Linked DNA regions of Mus musculus: region 1 is linked to region 2. Evidence: chromatin loops called from intact Hi-C (ENCODE). Cell type or tissue: left cerebral cortex. All regions are shown on one strand.

What was found. Hi-C counts contacts between places; a loop is a spot of excess contacts. Peaks named below come from ENCODE experiments on the same cell type or tissue, not always from the same donor. Only the 100,000 strongest peaks of a DNase experiment are listed, where the experiment ranks them.
Region 1: it touches region 2 in a loop (2.6-fold over the local background); 15 of 42 quality-filtered maps call a loop at or near these places.

Annotation. Positions count from the first base shown.
Region 1 is chr12:102,754,607-102,762,606 of GRCm38, forward strand. Gm20604 (predicted gene 20604) reads right to left here and starts at 3,204. Exons shown (of 2, transcript NM_001142939.1): 1 at 2,935-3,204. The coding sequence starts at 3,139. Gon7 (GON7 subunit of KEOPS complex) reads right to left here and starts at 3,204. Exons shown (of 2, transcript NM_001142938.1): 1 at 2,935-3,204. The coding sequence starts at 3,139. It overlaps Ubr7 (ubiquitin protein ligase E3 component n-recognin 7 (putative)), which reads left to right and starts at 3,369. Exons shown (of 11, transcript NM_025666.2): 1 at 3,369-3,572; 2 at 6,765-6,898; 3 at 7,315-7,375. The coding sequence starts at 3,423. In left cerebral cortex, CTCF peaks have their summits at 1,928 (motif pointing left), 3,361 and 3,571; DNase peaks (open chromatin) are centred at 1,866, 3,233, 3,783 and 4,531; H3K4me3 peaks cover 2,894 bases; H3K27ac peaks cover 1,499 bases.
Region 2 is chr12:103,060,654-103,068,653 of GRCm38, forward strand. Unc79 (unc-79 homolog) reads left to right here. Exons shown (of 49, transcript NM_001081017.2): 13 at 692-863; 14 at 2,452-2,682. Among named protein-coding and RNA genes, the nearest start is that of Unc79, 120 kb to the left of the region's middle. In left cerebral cortex, a CTCF peak has its summit at 4,499 (motif pointing left); a DNase peak (open chromatin) is centred at 4,486.

The DNA of each region.
Region 1 (8,000 bases), 310 kb before region 2:
AAAAACAAAGTAAATGTATACCTTTCATTATAGCACTTGGCAGGAAGCAGCAGGCAAATCTCTGAGTTCGAGGCCAGCCTGTTAATAATGTAATGCTAAATGCTGGCCCCCAAAGTCTTGTTGCCCCAGGGATGAGAGAATCCTCACATATATCAAGTAATGATATGTGACCCTGCTCCTTAATTTAAAACTATTGGTTGAATAAAGATGCCTATAGATGGATAGGAGAGGTAGGTATGGTTTCGGTTCTTGTGGATTGAAGAGAACCATGAAAAAAAGAAGATGGAGAGAAGACACCATGGGGTAGGTGAGTCATGAAAACATGGCCATGCCATGAGGACAGGCCAGTTGGAGTTAAGAGCTGCCCAGATAGAACACGGTAAGTTATAACCCGGGGTTATTTTGGGGGAAGTGGCTCAGAATAGCTTAGAAAGGAGATATTTGCCCAGCTCTAGTGCATTAAAACTGTATTATATCCCCGCACTCAGGAGGCAGAGGCAGGCGGATTTCTGAGTTCGAGGCCAGCCTGGTCTACAAAGTGAGTTCCAGGACAGCCAGGGATATACAGAGAAACCCTGTCTGAAAAACTAAAAACCAAAAACCAAAAAAAAAAAAAAACCCATATTATTACATATTATAAAACAGTAATAGAAGTCTTTTAATCTGAGAACTAAATGATCTAAGGTGGAGTAGAAACTCCTAATTTATTACAACCTATTGGCACCCAACATAGGGTATCATTTTGTAGAAGTCTGATTCCAGTTCCTCCTCCTAGACCAATGCTCCCAGAAATAAGACTCAGACTCAAAATATATATCCAAATACCTTGGCCATACAGCTAGGCTCTTCTCTAACTATATAATTAAGATAACCACTTTACACTTCCACCAACAATGTGGCCTGTCCTATCTTAGAATGACAAGTAATGTCAACTTGCCCAGCCCAGGTGAAAAGATATGGAGGGAAGCTTTTGTTTTTTGCCTGCTTGCCCTCACTGACTATCAAGTTCATCTATCCTGTTACTGAGAGGCCCAAGATACTCCTTTGTTGGTGTTAGAACCTACTCTTTAGGATTCCAACATAGACTGAAAACTGGCAGCTCTCTTAAGACTTTCCAGGAACTCCAGTACATGATTGGGACTGTTGAGACATCCAGTCTCATGGACCAAACAACTATCAGATGCTTAGCCTTTCTGTCAGGAGACTGCCAGTTTTGGGCTACTCAGATCACAGGCCATAAGCCATTCTAATAAATATCTTTATATCACACTTATTCTATCAGCTCTGCTCCTTTGAAGAACCGTGAATAATACATCTAGCTAATACTTTTTATTGTTTCTTTAAAAAAATTATTTATTATATGTAAGTACACTGTAGTTGTCTTCAGACACACCAGAAGAGGGCGTCAGATCTCATTATGGATGGTTGTGAGCCACCATGTGGTTGCTGGGATTTGAACTTGGGACCTTTGGAAGAGCAGTCAGTGCTCTTAACTGCTGAGCCATCTCACCAGCCCCTTATTGTTCCTTTTAATGACAGCCAATAACTATATTATAAAGAATACGGAAGTTTAATCTCCTCTGCAGAAGAATTGACTCCTTAGCTCAGAACAATGAAACATCTATCTTGGTGTTCAATTCAAGATTAGAAATAAATGTAACAACAGTGGAGTGTGGTGGCATATTTCTTTAATTCCAGCACTGCTGAGGCAGAGTCTGGCAGGTCTCTGCAAATCCAAAGCGAGGCTGGTTTAACCGTTACATGGTGACAATGTCTACAAAATAATTTTATTCCTATTAACAGAGCTAGGGCTGGAGAGATGGCTCCGTGGTTAAGAGCACCACCTACTTTTCCCCTGCATGTACGAGGCACCCTCTTGACTATCTGTAACTCTGGTTCCAGGGGATTTGATGCCCTCTTCTGGCCTCCGAAGGCACTGCACATAAGAGGTGTACAGACAAGCATGCAGGTAAACATCCATCTTTAAAAGCAAACAAACCCCAAGCCACCAAAATTAACAGTTAATTTCTACAACAGGAGAGGGGGTGAGAGAAAGTAAGAGGACGGGAAGGGCTGTAGTGCTTTCGGACATTATATAGCCCTTAAACTCTGGCAGCACAAGATGGCAACGTAAACATTCCATCAAGGAAGGGGGGGGCTCATGAGGCGCCACCCCTCTCAGAGGAGCGGTTGGCGGTTAATGGGGGGCGGGGGAGTCATTGTTTTTCTTCAGTGGTCTAGTCACTGCTGTGTTGCCCTAGTTCCAGTAAATATCATACAAATATCCTTAAATAAATCCAGTGACAAAAAAAGGCCGGAAAGAAAGGCGAGGAGCCCTGTCGAGAAGGGTTCAGCGGGGGATAGAGACCATGACCTGAATGCATTAATACATGAATGAAACGATCAATTAATTTAAGAATACCAAAAAGCTAAACTAAAAAGAACTCTTTTACTTTCGAAACAATAGCTACAAAACTGAGAGGGTTAAGATTCCCTAAAACAAAGTGGGCCTCGGTCATTCGAAGCTCTCCTCATTCTGTCAAACACGTTTTCTCGTTTCTAATTTCACTCCTTTCCGTTTTTCAACAACCAGGTCTACCTTCCCGCCCTTTCGGGTCTTCGTGCCAGCTAGCAATGGTTACAGACCGCCACTTTCTCTGCCTATCTTAATCCTTTGCGTTCTTTGCAAGGGAGTCAAGCTGACTTCGTCCGTTGACCAGTCCCTAGTCCAACGCTCGCCACGGTTTTTTTTTTTTTTTTTGGTGGGAAAAGTCGCAAAAACGGGGGGCGGTGGGATATCAGACAAAGAGGGCAGCGAGTTCTAAGGATTTTTAGAAGCGATTGCTCCTCTTCTCCGGGGCTCGCCTTCTCTAGCCTGCCCTTCACACTGCCCGGTCCCGCCAGTGTCCCCCGGCGCCCCGCCCCCGCGCTCACCATCCAAAGCGTCGTCCGGATCTTCCGCCAAGCCTTGCGCGTCCTGCTCCACTAGGGTCCCGAAGAACTCCGCTACCAACTCCTTCATCCGGACCACGCCCGCCGACAGGCTCTGGAGAGGGTCCGCGTCTCCCGACGCCTCACAGGACACTCGTAGCCGCTGCGGCTCCCCGTCACAACCGACGTACTCGCCCGAAAGCTCCATGGCGACCACTCAGCTTCAACAGCGCGCCTCGGAGAAACGCCACCCGGAAGCGGAAGCCAGCCTGCGGCCGGGGCGGGCGGGAGAGGCGAGGAGGAGGAGGAATGACTTCCGATTTCCCGAAATTGGCCCGCCCATTTTCTTCCGTGTCCTTCCTTAGGATTGGCTGTCTGGTGCTCGGGCTCCGCCTCCTCACGGGGCCCCGCCTTCTCGCGACGCCCCTGGCGGCGGCCACTTTTCCCGCCTCCTCCTGGGCCCACGCAGCGGAGCCCGGTGACAGTTGAGGATGGCCGGAGCCGAGAGCCCCACCGAGTGCCAGGCGGAGCTGGAGCCCGTGGTGTCGCTGGTGGACGTGCTCGAGGAAGACGAGGAGTTGGAGAATGAGGCGTGCGCCGTCCTGGGCGGCAGCGACTCGGAGAAGTGCTCCTACTCGCAGGTGCGCGCGGCCCGGCTGCTCCCGCCGTCCTGTCTGTTTCCCGCTGGCCGCGGCCGGGCCCACTCACGGCGGCCCTTTACTCTGTGCTTCTACAGCCCCGGCCCGGCTGCCATTTCATCCTCAGCTTGTCGCCACCAGGGCTGTCCCTCGGTTCCGCTGATGGTACACTGCAGGCTCCGGTCCTCCAGTTGTCGCCTCTTGGTGGCCTGCTTTTCACGAGGTTGTTCTCGTGATCTCTCAAACCCAGATATTCTTCGCTCCACTTCTCCCACCGCCCAAGAATCTTAATTAGGGACCAGATGGGGAAAAGTAAAGGGAAAGTGGGCCGGCTTTGAAAATCTTCCGGTGAGGTTCGGCTTCCGGACACTCCTGTAGTCTAGTTTAACTGCTAGCTGCCCCCACCTCACCCCCTTTCTGGTTAAATGAAGTTTCGTGTGTATGTGCTATGTGACATCCCCTCTCTCTGGGGACTGGAAAGCCAAGAGGAGAAAAGGATCTGTTTGGCATTTGTGGGACCTTTTGAACGAGAGAGTTTGAGGGGCTGAGATGTAGTGTTTAGTGACGCATACTGTACATTTAAGTACTAACGTGGAAAAGGGTGGGTAGGAAGGAAACTTAACAACAAGGATGAGAATTGGTGGAAGGAAACAGGCTAACTATGCCCATGGGTGGAGTGGGAGACTGGGGTAGGAGTGAAGGGACTTGGAGTTATGGTGTGGCGTGGACTGAAGTCATAATACTAGTTGTCTTCGTTGACCAAGTTGGGTTTGCACTGTAAAATTGTTGAATAAATCTTGTATCCCAGAAGTAGTCACAGCATGGTCGCTGGTATTTAAATTTGGAGGATCATTGTTAGGTTTCAAACCCTGGACTCTGCTGTTGTGCCTATTTAACATATCAAAGCCGATGGTGGCCTCCTGGTTCTCCCTGCCCTTCTGTCCCTTCCGGGACTCTCCTGGCAGACATACCCAATCCACTTTCCCAGACTTCTCCAGCCCAGGAGCCGGGCTACCCTTCCCCCAGCTTCCCTTCCCTAAATAATGCAGCCGTTTTGTTTATGCAGCTCTCTTGGGTCTCCTGGCTGTAGCACCTGGCTCCCCATCCCTATCCCCTACCCTTCCTTGCTCTTCTCCCAGGGCCCAGTTCAGAATCTTTAGCCTCTGGACTCTCCTAAAAGTCCTTGCCTCCGAGCTCTTCCTTTTATAGTAAACTTTTTCCTTCAACCTCCCAAGGAACAGGCATGTCCTTTCCTTTTTATTTCTCTTTTTCATTGTGACCATTAAACCACACACCCACCCCTTCATTGGAAGAAAGAAAGAAAGATCCTAAGTCTGTATGTAAGCTCTTTATTAATATACTTATTTTTATACAATACTAACTAAAATTGGGGGTAGGATCTTATGTCCCTCAGATCTGCCTTGAATTTTTGACTATCTTCACTTCCCAAGTGCTGCTGGTATTACAAGTGTGTACCACCATGCTTGGCTTAAAGTCTTGTTTCTGGTGAATTTTGTTTTTGTTTTTTGAGACAGTCAGATTGAGTGGTTCTAATTGGTCTGAAACTCACTATGTAGGCCAGGCTAACCTTGAACTCACAAGGATCCACCTCCCTCCCAAGTGCTAGGATTAAAGGCCTGGTCCTAAGTTTTTGTTTTTAAATAGTCATATCTCTATATAAGTATATCAATAATAATAATTATTTTCTTTTAGTTTTTTTGAGACGGAGTTTCTCTATGTAGCACTGGCTGTCCTGGAACTTAGAAATATGCCTCCCTCTGCCTCTCAAATGCTGGGATTAAAAGTGTGTACCACCACTACCACCTGGCAGTCTTTTGTTTTGTTAGATTTTCAAGTATTTGTGTGGCTATGTGCATGTGCGCACAGATGCTCTTGAGGGCAGAAGAATCTGATCCCCCTGGAACTGGAGTTGCAGGGGGTTGTGCGCTGCCAACACGGTACTAGGGACTCAATGCTAGTTCTCTGAGAGAGCAGTATGTGCGTTTAAGCTCTGGGCCATCTCTCTCTAACTCCAGGTTGATTTTAACAAGCTTGCTTACTGATGTGTGTGGGCACATGTACCACATAGCATATGCAGACAGGCATCAGGGAACAGCCTTATGGAAGCGGTTGTCCTCACCACCTCTGTATAGGTTCTGGAGGTGGACCGAAGGTTTCCGGGCTTACAGAGCCAGTGACTTTACCCACGGAGCTATCTCGCTGGCCCGGCAAATTCTTTAGTAAACTAGGAGCAGATTGAAATAGAATAGAAGTGTGTGTGGTAGTTCACTGGCAGGCTCAGTAAAGCATTTGCTGCACCAGTATGGACCTGTGCTCTGTCCCCTCTACCACGGCCCTGTGTGCTGAGAATCCCCTTACCAACACTTCTAAGTTTTGCTATTTTTCCTTCAACATTTTAAAACATTTGTCTCTGTTGAACACACTTGCCCTTTTTTATACTTCATTACTTGACAGTAAGTAGTGGGCATAATTATACTTCTAGATGCTTCCCCATACATCTCTCCCCAAATTAAAATGATTAATTTTTCTGTATGGTTGAATTATAAGAATTTCTAAAATAAGAAATGTGAGGGCTGGAGAGATGGCTCAGTGGTTAAGAGCATTGGCTGCTCTTCCAGAGGTCCTGAGTTCAATTCCCAGCAACCACATGATGGCTCTCAACCATCTGTAATGAGGTCCATGCCTTCCCTCTTCCGTTATGCAGGCATACGTGCAAATAGGGTACTCATATCCATAATATAAATAACTAAAACCTCTTTAAAAAAAGAAGAGAAATGTGAGCGAAGTGGTGGTGGCACACGGATTACCCAGCACTCAGGGGCCGAAGCAGCCAGATCTCTGAGCTAAGGCCAGCCTGGGCTACAGAGTGAGTTCCAGGACAGTCAGGGCTACACAGAGAACCCCTGTCTCGAAAAACCAAAAAAAAAAAAAAAAAAAAAAGGTGTATTAATCTTTTAAACCTGTAAACTGTAAACTCACCTTTATTTTCATGTGTTAAAATGATTAAACAGATCAAGTTATTCACAGATTTAAACTTCCTATTGCTATAAGAAAAAAATTTACATAAAGCTAAGCATCCGAATAGATCTGGGGCTTGAAATAGTGGTTTTGACCCTTTGTTGGTTAACTAGTCTTTCTGTTCTTCTTCCCTTTTGTTTTGGGCTGGTGTCTCAGGGCTCAGTGGGGAGACAAGCACTGTACGCCTGCAGCACCTGCACGCCAGAGGGAGAAGAGCCCGCAGGGATTTGTCTAGCTTGCAGTTACGAATGTCATGGAAGCCATAAACTGTTTGAACTATACACAAAAAGGTAATGCTTTTTCCTGAGTGTCTTCTGAATGTTTAGATTCTTTCGCAACCTCAATGGCTGCTTAATCTTGCTTTTTATTCAGAATAATTGTGTGTTGGTAAAAATTAATATGGGAGAGAATGGTTTTTCTATAGGCCTTTTAATTATGGAGACTGGCTCAAACTTCTCATCTTTTCATTATCTCATTTGTTTGTGTGTGTGAGTGATACAGATATTTGTTTTTTATGTGTTGTGATGTCCAGAATGGTAATTTGTATTTATCTGTTTTATTGTTGGAAAACTCCAACAAGAGACACGAACATCAGAAAGGCTGCCATTTAGAGTCTAGGAATGAGTCAGAGGGAGTTATGGTTGGTACTGAAAGAGTGATTAATTTCAAAAGAAGACGTAAATATATGTTCTTTTTTTTTTAATAGAAATTTTCGTTGTGATTGTGGAAACAGCAAGTTTAAAAACTTGGAATGCAAATTATTTCCTGTAAGTAAGCACTGTGATTACAAATGTACTTGGGAGCAGGGATGGAGAGGTGGCTCAGTAGCTAGGAGCACTGATTGCTCTTCCCAGTTCCAGCATCCACAGCTACCTGTAACTCCAGCTCCAGGGGACCCCACCTGCCCCATATAAATAAAAAGAAATCTTTTTTTTTTTTTAAGTGTACTTAATGAGCTGAGGTTGGTATTTACCAAAGTGTAAAAAAAAAACAAAACAAAACAAAAAACAAGAAACAAAACAACAACAACAAAAAAAAAACCCACCAAAATATTTTCCAAAACATTTTCTCTTGAGTATTTTCACTTTTATGTGGTTGGAAACACTAGATAATGTGTTGAGAGTCTACAATATAGATTATAGTTAATAGTCCAGGTCTGGGAGGAGATGCTCTTTAGGCTGATCTTTACCTGGGCCATGCTGAGGTTTCTAGAGCAAAGCATGGGGCTGAGTGAAGAGCTGTGCTAAGAACTTGTCTGCAAAACACAATCAAACAATGCTTTCACAGAAGCTGTAGGAAACTGCAGATGAAGGAAGAAGGATGGAGAACGCCATGTTCATCATTAATAATTGCTGAAACCTGTTTCCTCCTTTAAGTTTATGACTAATTTTT
Region 2 (8,000 bases):
AACTCACATGTACTGCGAGCATGCGCGCATGCACACACACACACACACACACACACACACACACACACACACACACACAGAGTAATTATTTGTTTTTCTCTGCCATTGTACATTTATATGGCTTTCTTTTTTTATATTTTATAAACAGCTTTTTGATACTTTGTACAGGGCTCTTCCTACATAGTCTCAGAGGTGGGTTAGCTGGTTAAAGGGTATACCTATCTTCACAATACGTTACCAAATTGTTTTTGAAAGCGTGAGTATCCGTTTCCAATGCTAACAGTGCACATGAAGCGACTTGCTTTCGCTGATCCCTTGCCAACATTCCTTATTATTACTTTTTGTCTGCTGCTTGCTCAGCAAGCTTGGAGAGGAGCCACTCCCTTGTTTCCAGAGCCTTGAACACTTGATACCCACACTTCTTCCCGTGGGGTGCAAATGACCAGTCTTGCCTTGTGAGGAGCGATCGATCGTATCAACCTTCTTGTGACCGACTGGAGGAAGGAAACTCTTAGCTTTTCTTTGAGATGGGGACATAGTAAGAAAATGAAACTAAGGTTTCTGGGTAAATGACAGGGACTTAGACGAGGGTGAGCACAATGTTTGAGGGCTCACAGGGCGATGCAAATAGGCTGTGTGATAGGATGTGTTTTTGCCTCTTCTTACCTGTCCCCCTCTCTCTCTCGGCCAGCTTGTTGAAAGAAGCAGAGTTCCACGCAGAGCAGAGGGAGCACGAGTTGAACCGGCGGCGGCAGCTGGGCCTCTCGTCCTCCCACCACTCCCTGGACAACACTGATTTTGATAACAAAGATGATGACAAGCACGACCAGAGGCTGCTCAGCCAATTCGGGATATGGTTCTTAGTAAGGAAAAGACGCCAGCCCCTCTCTGCTCCCCTCCGAACCCCTGCATTGTATCTGAGGAGGAATTGCTCCCAAAAGGAGACAGCAAAGAGTGAAGAATTAACCCTCAAATGGGGGGGGGGGTATACCCTGGGGTAGCAGCTCTCAACTCTGGGTTGCTTGTTATTGTATCCAAGAATGCCTTTAGAAAGTTACAATGTCCATATTTGTCTCCAGAATCCTGGGAACCTTTCCTCTTTAATTATAAAGAAATTTAATTTTGACAACCAATTTTTGGTACACGTATAAAAGCTTATCACTTATTAAAGATGAAGGAAGCTAATATAACGAGATGGATATGCCTGTTTGTTCTTATGGAAACCATTAAATATTGGCAGATAAGGGATACTTCAGGATGCAGAACATCTTTAAGGTTTTTCAGGGTGAATCAATATTTTTGATTTTATAGTTGTCAGTGCTCCCCTCACCCAATTTGATTTTAACAAACAAGGCAGCAAGAGCCACAGTGCCAAGGCCTTGCCTCAGTGAAGCTCACCTCCCTCACAGGACGCAATGGTAGTGCGGGCTGGGGCAGGCTGTCAAGTACTAGGTTTACCATGAGGCACCAGAGATTTACGTCTTATCATTTATGTACATGAGGAAATGTTTGTATAGTTAAGGGGGGGTCTATGGTATACATATATACCTAGATATACATATACGAACTATAGTCAGGCTACTGGGGAGGGAGTCGTTACACTGATTTGAGTCGACTCCACTACTCATCCAGTAGAGATCAGATACTGCAAAGACCCAGCTGTACGAGCCTGTTCTGCAGAGATGCAGGCTTTTTTTTTTTTTTTTTTTTTTTTTTTTTTTTTTGCCTGCTAGATACAAGGATTATGTCTCCATAGTGATTTCCCTCTTCTATGCTTGCACACAGTTTCTTGGGAGAAAAAAAAAAAGACTACCAAATTGGGAACTAATTGTTGGTTCCACATGTCTTGCTTCCAAGAACTTATTATACAGGAACACAGTGACTCCTATTGTTGGAAACTCTTTGAAGGCAGGGACAATGATTTAATTAATTAACTAATTAATTAATTAATTTTGTATTTTTTTTGGACCCTGTCAAGTGCTCAATAAACTATTGTTTCAGAACGGGTAGATATTGTTTAAAAATTACTTATAACACAGTGAGTTGGGAGAAGCACTTGGGTATCAGAGTTGTTACTGATGGAAAATTTTTTTTACCTGAATCAGGTCTTTTGAGAACTGAAATATGATCATTTTTTTTTAAAAATTGAAGATATTGATGAAATATCACTTTATCGACTTAATCTTTTGGAAAAAATTTCTAGTTCAGGTTACATAATGGAATTACAACAGGAAGACAATGCTTAGGAGATGCTCAGGGGATGTTACTGTGGTGATCCATGCATGCCTTTAGAGAGGACTGTAGTTCTGGATACATGGTAACCATTTGTAACATTGCTGGTTTTGAATGCATCATCTGGAGCCCCTCCTTTTTCCCCTCTTTAAATATGCTTGTCATAACTTTGTAGCGCTGGGTGGAGGAGCCTGACTGAGGTCTGTTCTGCTACTCCAGGTGAGCCTCTGCACACCCAGCGAGAACACGCCCACAGAGAGCCTGGCCCGGCTGGTGGCTATGGTATTTCAGTGGTTTCATTCCACGGCGTACATGATGGATGATGAAGTTGGAAGCTTGGTGGAAAAGCTGAAGCCCCAGTTTGTCACCAAGTGGTTGAAGACAGTATGTGATGTCCGATTTGATGTCATGGTCATGTGCCTTCTTCCCAAACCCATGGAATTTGCCAGGGTAAGTGGAGGTCACCTATCTAGGCCTTGCTGCGGGAGAGGGGTTGGGGGCAATGCTACATTTGACCATCCCTCTTTGTGTGTCAACAGCCAAAGACAGTCTACTTGGATGTGGTGGCATACACCTATAAACCCAGAATTTAGGAGGCAGAGGCAGAAGGATTGCTATGTGGTCCATGGCAGTTGAGACTATACCCTGAGTATCAGGCCAGTCAGGATTACTATGCAATACTTTGCCTCAAAAATGAAAAATCCAAATCCAAACAAACAAAAACCAAGGTTGGTTAGTGTGATACTCTAATCTTTGATGATGTGCTGTTTCAGCTTTGGTTTGGAATAGGGAAGACTGGCATGATGGATTTGTAAGGTGTCTGTAATAACTTAAGTATGTGTTTATTCTTAGTGTTGCTTGTTCTTACTAAGAAAGAAAAGAAATTGTTTCTGTGTGACTTGGGGTCTCAGTTCTTTTCTGGCTTGCAGCCAATGAGGGACATTTCTGTGGCTTCATGTTCACCTTCCAGATTATGGCAGAGTGGCAAGGACTCAAACATCACTTCTTACTAAAAGCAATGATCTTCCCTTGGGCTTGCACATGCCCAGCGAGTGGTCTCTAGAAGCAGGGTAAAGCCTGGCATCTGTAGTTCACTTCCTACAGGTCTTTTATGGGTCAGATCCTTCTTGATCAACTGGGCCTACAGGTGGGTTGTTGTAATTACTTAGACCCCTGCAAGGGTAAGGGCACTGAGATAAAAGCATCTCAAAGGTAGTTTTACAAGTGCTCAACCACCCATTTTTAAGGTGTCCTGTTTTCAGACTCTTGTAATGGCTCTTTGAAGTCTTCAGCAATTACTGCACACCTTCCAAGAACACCCAGGCTTTGCAGGAGATAACCCTGTGAGAAAACAGACTGCCCAGCCCTCAATCAGGACAGGCATCTCACAGGGAGCAGATCACCCCACTTCCAGCACCATAGGCCTGTTGGATACACAGCCAGTGAGATAATGTAAACTGCATCCTGATTGGCTCCCTCCCCCTCATTTGGAGCAAATTTCTCAACATGGAGAATATTCTGTGTGGGCAGAACAGAGATAATGCCTAGCCAGACAACAGTCTGATGGAGACTGCTCCACTGTGCGGATCTCACATTCCCTTCCCCATGTAATTTCCAAGTTTGCCAGTGTTCTGGAAGAGAGGCTCCACTCTCTGTCTTTCCAGTATTCTGGAGACTAGGTTTCGCCCTCTATGTCTTCCCAGTGTGATGACCCTGAATACCAAATTCCTTTCTTGTCTTCAACCATTACTTTGGGATGAGTGGCCAGACCTGATTTGTTGGGAACTCCTGCTCACTCTGGCTGCCCTAAATCAGCTTCCAATTGAAAACTCCAGTAACAGTCAAAGTTCACACTGTGCGATTTAAAATTCCAGACATGGTTCCTAGAACTGCCAGAATGCCCTCTCCGTGTGTTGGAGGACAGATTTCTCTATGCCTCTCCTCATGCTACCTAGTTGTAGATGCTCAGTGGGGAAGACACCGTATTTCTTCATTACAATCTCATTTGTGCTTAACTCAGAAAAGTGGAGGCTCAGCATCGGGTTTTGGCAGTAATACATGATATTTATTCCCTCAAAGAATTTTCTAGGTTTTATTTTTATTTGTGATTTTTGTCTTTCAAAAAGACAGTTTAAAACTGGGCGGATATAAGACATTTGAGGATAAATCCGAATACAGACCATCAGCAGGAATGGCTGTGACTCCAGGATTCAGAGGCTGAGCAGTTATGGAGATAGGAGATGGTCCTCTCTTCTTTGGTGCCACCTACTGACTCCTTCATAGCATTGCATCTTTACATGCTGGGCAGTTTTGAGTATCTGGAACAGGAAGCATCTTCATGCTTCCTGTTATTTCTCTTAGAGTGGTATGATATGATTCCAGTCTGATATGATTCTGAGAGATAAGAAGTTATGTCGTTAGGAGAACCTCTCCTTTCCCAAAGTGGGTCTCACAAGGTAGCTAATAATAGATTAATTAGAAGAGAAGGCTTATTGGTGAGAATAACGAAGGATGATGAATTACCCCCGGAGCAGTTCGAGATTTAAGGTTTCCAATCGTAACTCAGCATGGCTTTGGCTTTTCGAAGTTAAGAACAAGAAGTGACTTTCTGTATGGTGGATGGATTCTCCAGAGTGTCTCTGGACGCTCTCTCTGGAGGGGGTAAACAGATATGCATTTTCAAGTTCTTAAAGGTAGATATGAAATGTTCAAACACCAGCTTGTTTCTTGGGATCATTTGCTTGGAAAATTGTTTTCTGACCTTTTACTCTGAGATAGTGTCTGACTTTGTCACTGAGGTACATTTCCTGTATGCAGCAAAATGCTGGGTCCGGTTTATGTATCCACTCTATTAGTCTATGTCTTTTTCTTGGGGAATTGAGTCCATTGTTATTAAGAGATGCTAAGGAAACATGATTGTTACTTCCTGTTATTTTTGTTGTTAGAGGTGGGATTATGTTTGTGTGACTATCTTCTTTTGTGTTTGTTGAAAGATTACTTTCTTGCTTTTTCTAGGGTGTAGTTTCCCCTCCCTGTTTTGGTGTTTCCTATCTATTATCTTTGTAGGGCTGGATTTATGGAAAGATATTGTGTAAATTTGGTTTTGTCATGGAATATCTTGGTTTTTCCATCTATGGTAATTGAGAGTTTTGCTTGGTATAGTAGCTTGGGTTGGCATTTATGTTCTCTTAGGGTCTGCATGACATCAACCCAGGATCTTCTAGCTTTCATAGTCTCTGGTGAGAAGTCTGGTGTAATTCTAATAGGTCTGCCTTTATATGTTACTTGACCTTTTCCCCTTACTGCTTTTAATATTCTTTCTTTGTTTAGTCATTTGGTATTTTGATTATTATGTGGCAGGAGGAATTTCTTTTCTGGCCCAGTCTATTTGGAGTTCCGTAGGATTCTTGTATGTTCACGGGCATCTCTTTCTTTAGGTTAGGGAAGTTTTCATCTATAATTTTGTTGGAGATATTTACTGACCCTTTAAGTTGGTAATCTTTGTTCTCTTCTATACCTATTATCCTTAGGTTTCCTCTTCTCATTGTGTCCTGGATTTCATGGATGTTTTGGGTTAGGAGCGTCTTGCATTTTGTATTTTCTTTGATTGTTGTGTCAATGTTTCCCACGGTACTTTCTGCACCTGAGAGTCTCTCTTTTATCTCTTGTATTCTGTTGGTGATGCTTGCATATATAACTCCCGATCTCTTTCCTAGGTTTTCTAACTCCAGGGTTGTCTCCCTTTGTGATTTCTTTATTGTGTCTATTTTCATTCTAATATCAAATAAAATCAAATTTCAACCAAAAGTTATCAAAAAAGAAAAGAGAGGACACTTCATTCTGTTCAAAGGGAAAATCTAGCAAGATCAACTCTCAATTCTGAACATCTATGCTCCAAATGCAAGAGTAGCCACATTCATAAAAGAAACTTTACTAAAGCTCAAAGCACACATTGCAACTCACACAATAATAGTGGGGGACTTCAACACCCCTCTCTCAGCAATGGACAGATCATGGAAACAGAAACTAAGCAGAGACACAGTGAGACTAACAGAAGTTATGAACCAAATGGATCTAACAGGTATTTATAGAACATTTCATCCTAAAGCAAAAGAATATACCTTCTTCTCAGCACTTCATGGTACCTTCTCCAAAATTGACCATATAGGTCACAAAACAGGCCTCAACAGATATAAGAAGATTGAAATAATTCTATGCACCCTATCAGATCACCATGGACTAAGGCTGGTCTTTAATACCAACAAAAACAACAGAAAGCACACATATACATGGAAGCTGAACAAAGCTCTACTCAGTGATAACTTGGTTAATGAAGAAATTAAGAAATTAAAGTCTTTTTAGAATTTAATGAAAATGAAGACACATCATACCAAAGCTTATGGGACACAATGAAAGCAGTGGTAAGAGGAAAACTCATAGCTCTAAGTGCCTCCAAAAAGAAACTGGAGAGAGCTTACACTAGCAGCTTGACAGCACACCTAAAAGCTCTAGAACAAAACAAAGCAAATACACCCAAGAGGAGCAGACAGCAGAAAATAATCAACTCAGGACTGAAATCAACCAAATAGAAACAAAACGAACTATATAAAGAATCAACAAAACCAGAAGCTGGTTCTCTGAGACAATCAACAAGATAGACAAGCCCTTAGCCAGAGGGCACAGAGACAGTATCCATATCAATAAAATTTTAAATGAAAAGGGAGCATATATCTTAAAATGATTATTCTGTTTGTTGAAAATTAACAGTTGAAAATATTAAAATCATGTTCTACTAATGACAAAATTGGCAATGTGGCAGTCGCATCTTGTACAAGAGTGGGTGTTGGGGGTTGATTCACCTGAAGACATGCTAAGGAGCTGGGCAGAATAAGGATACCTCAGTGAGATAATACATTTATCCTTTCCAGAGCATTCTCTTAACACAGCTGCTTATTGATCCTCTACTAAAAAAAAAAAAAAAAAAGATAAAAAAGAGTTCCACACTTTATGTTACAAGGTAAAGACTCAGGAATAGTCAACACTTTATTACTTTTATTCTAGTAGGTATAATATAGAAGGTAGGCTTATATTTTTCAAAACCTACTTTAATAAGCGTACTTAAATGCTTTATCCGCCCTTCTAGACCACCACTCACTAGAGGTAGTGGAAAGGAAAGGCTAATAGGGCAAAAAAGTAGGATGTGGACCTGTTTAGAAATAGTTTTTGGGGCAAATCCAATCTGCATTGTCAGGGTATCAGCAGTTTAGTTGACACAAGTCAGCAGCAGTAGCTCGATCTCCTTGCAAACACCGGCTATGAACCAGCAACACATAGTTCAATCCACAAGAAACCATGAGGCTCTGCCAAAAGGCCTGAGTCAGACAGAGGAAGCCATAAGAAGCTGCTGGAACACCACCAGGAGTTCTTTGGTGTGTCTCTCTCTACAAAGTCACAACAAGTGATGATCAGCAAAGAAGATGAGGTGAACCAATGCCACAGCATTGTCACTGAAGGCCAGCGTCAGTAAAGCCAAATGAAGACTAGCATGGGTGGCAAGGCAAACCAATGCCACACTGCACTGGCCACTGCTTGTTGGATTATACTTATACCCTTTCCAAACACCACGTGTCCTCTCAAGCGTCTGCTCTAGCAAGATATTACATGCTCTTTTCCCAGGAAGCTTCCAGAAAGAAAAATCTGTTCTTAGCAAAACGTCCTCCCACGTGTCTGCTTCAGCAGAAACATCCTTTCATAAGATAGTTTTCAGA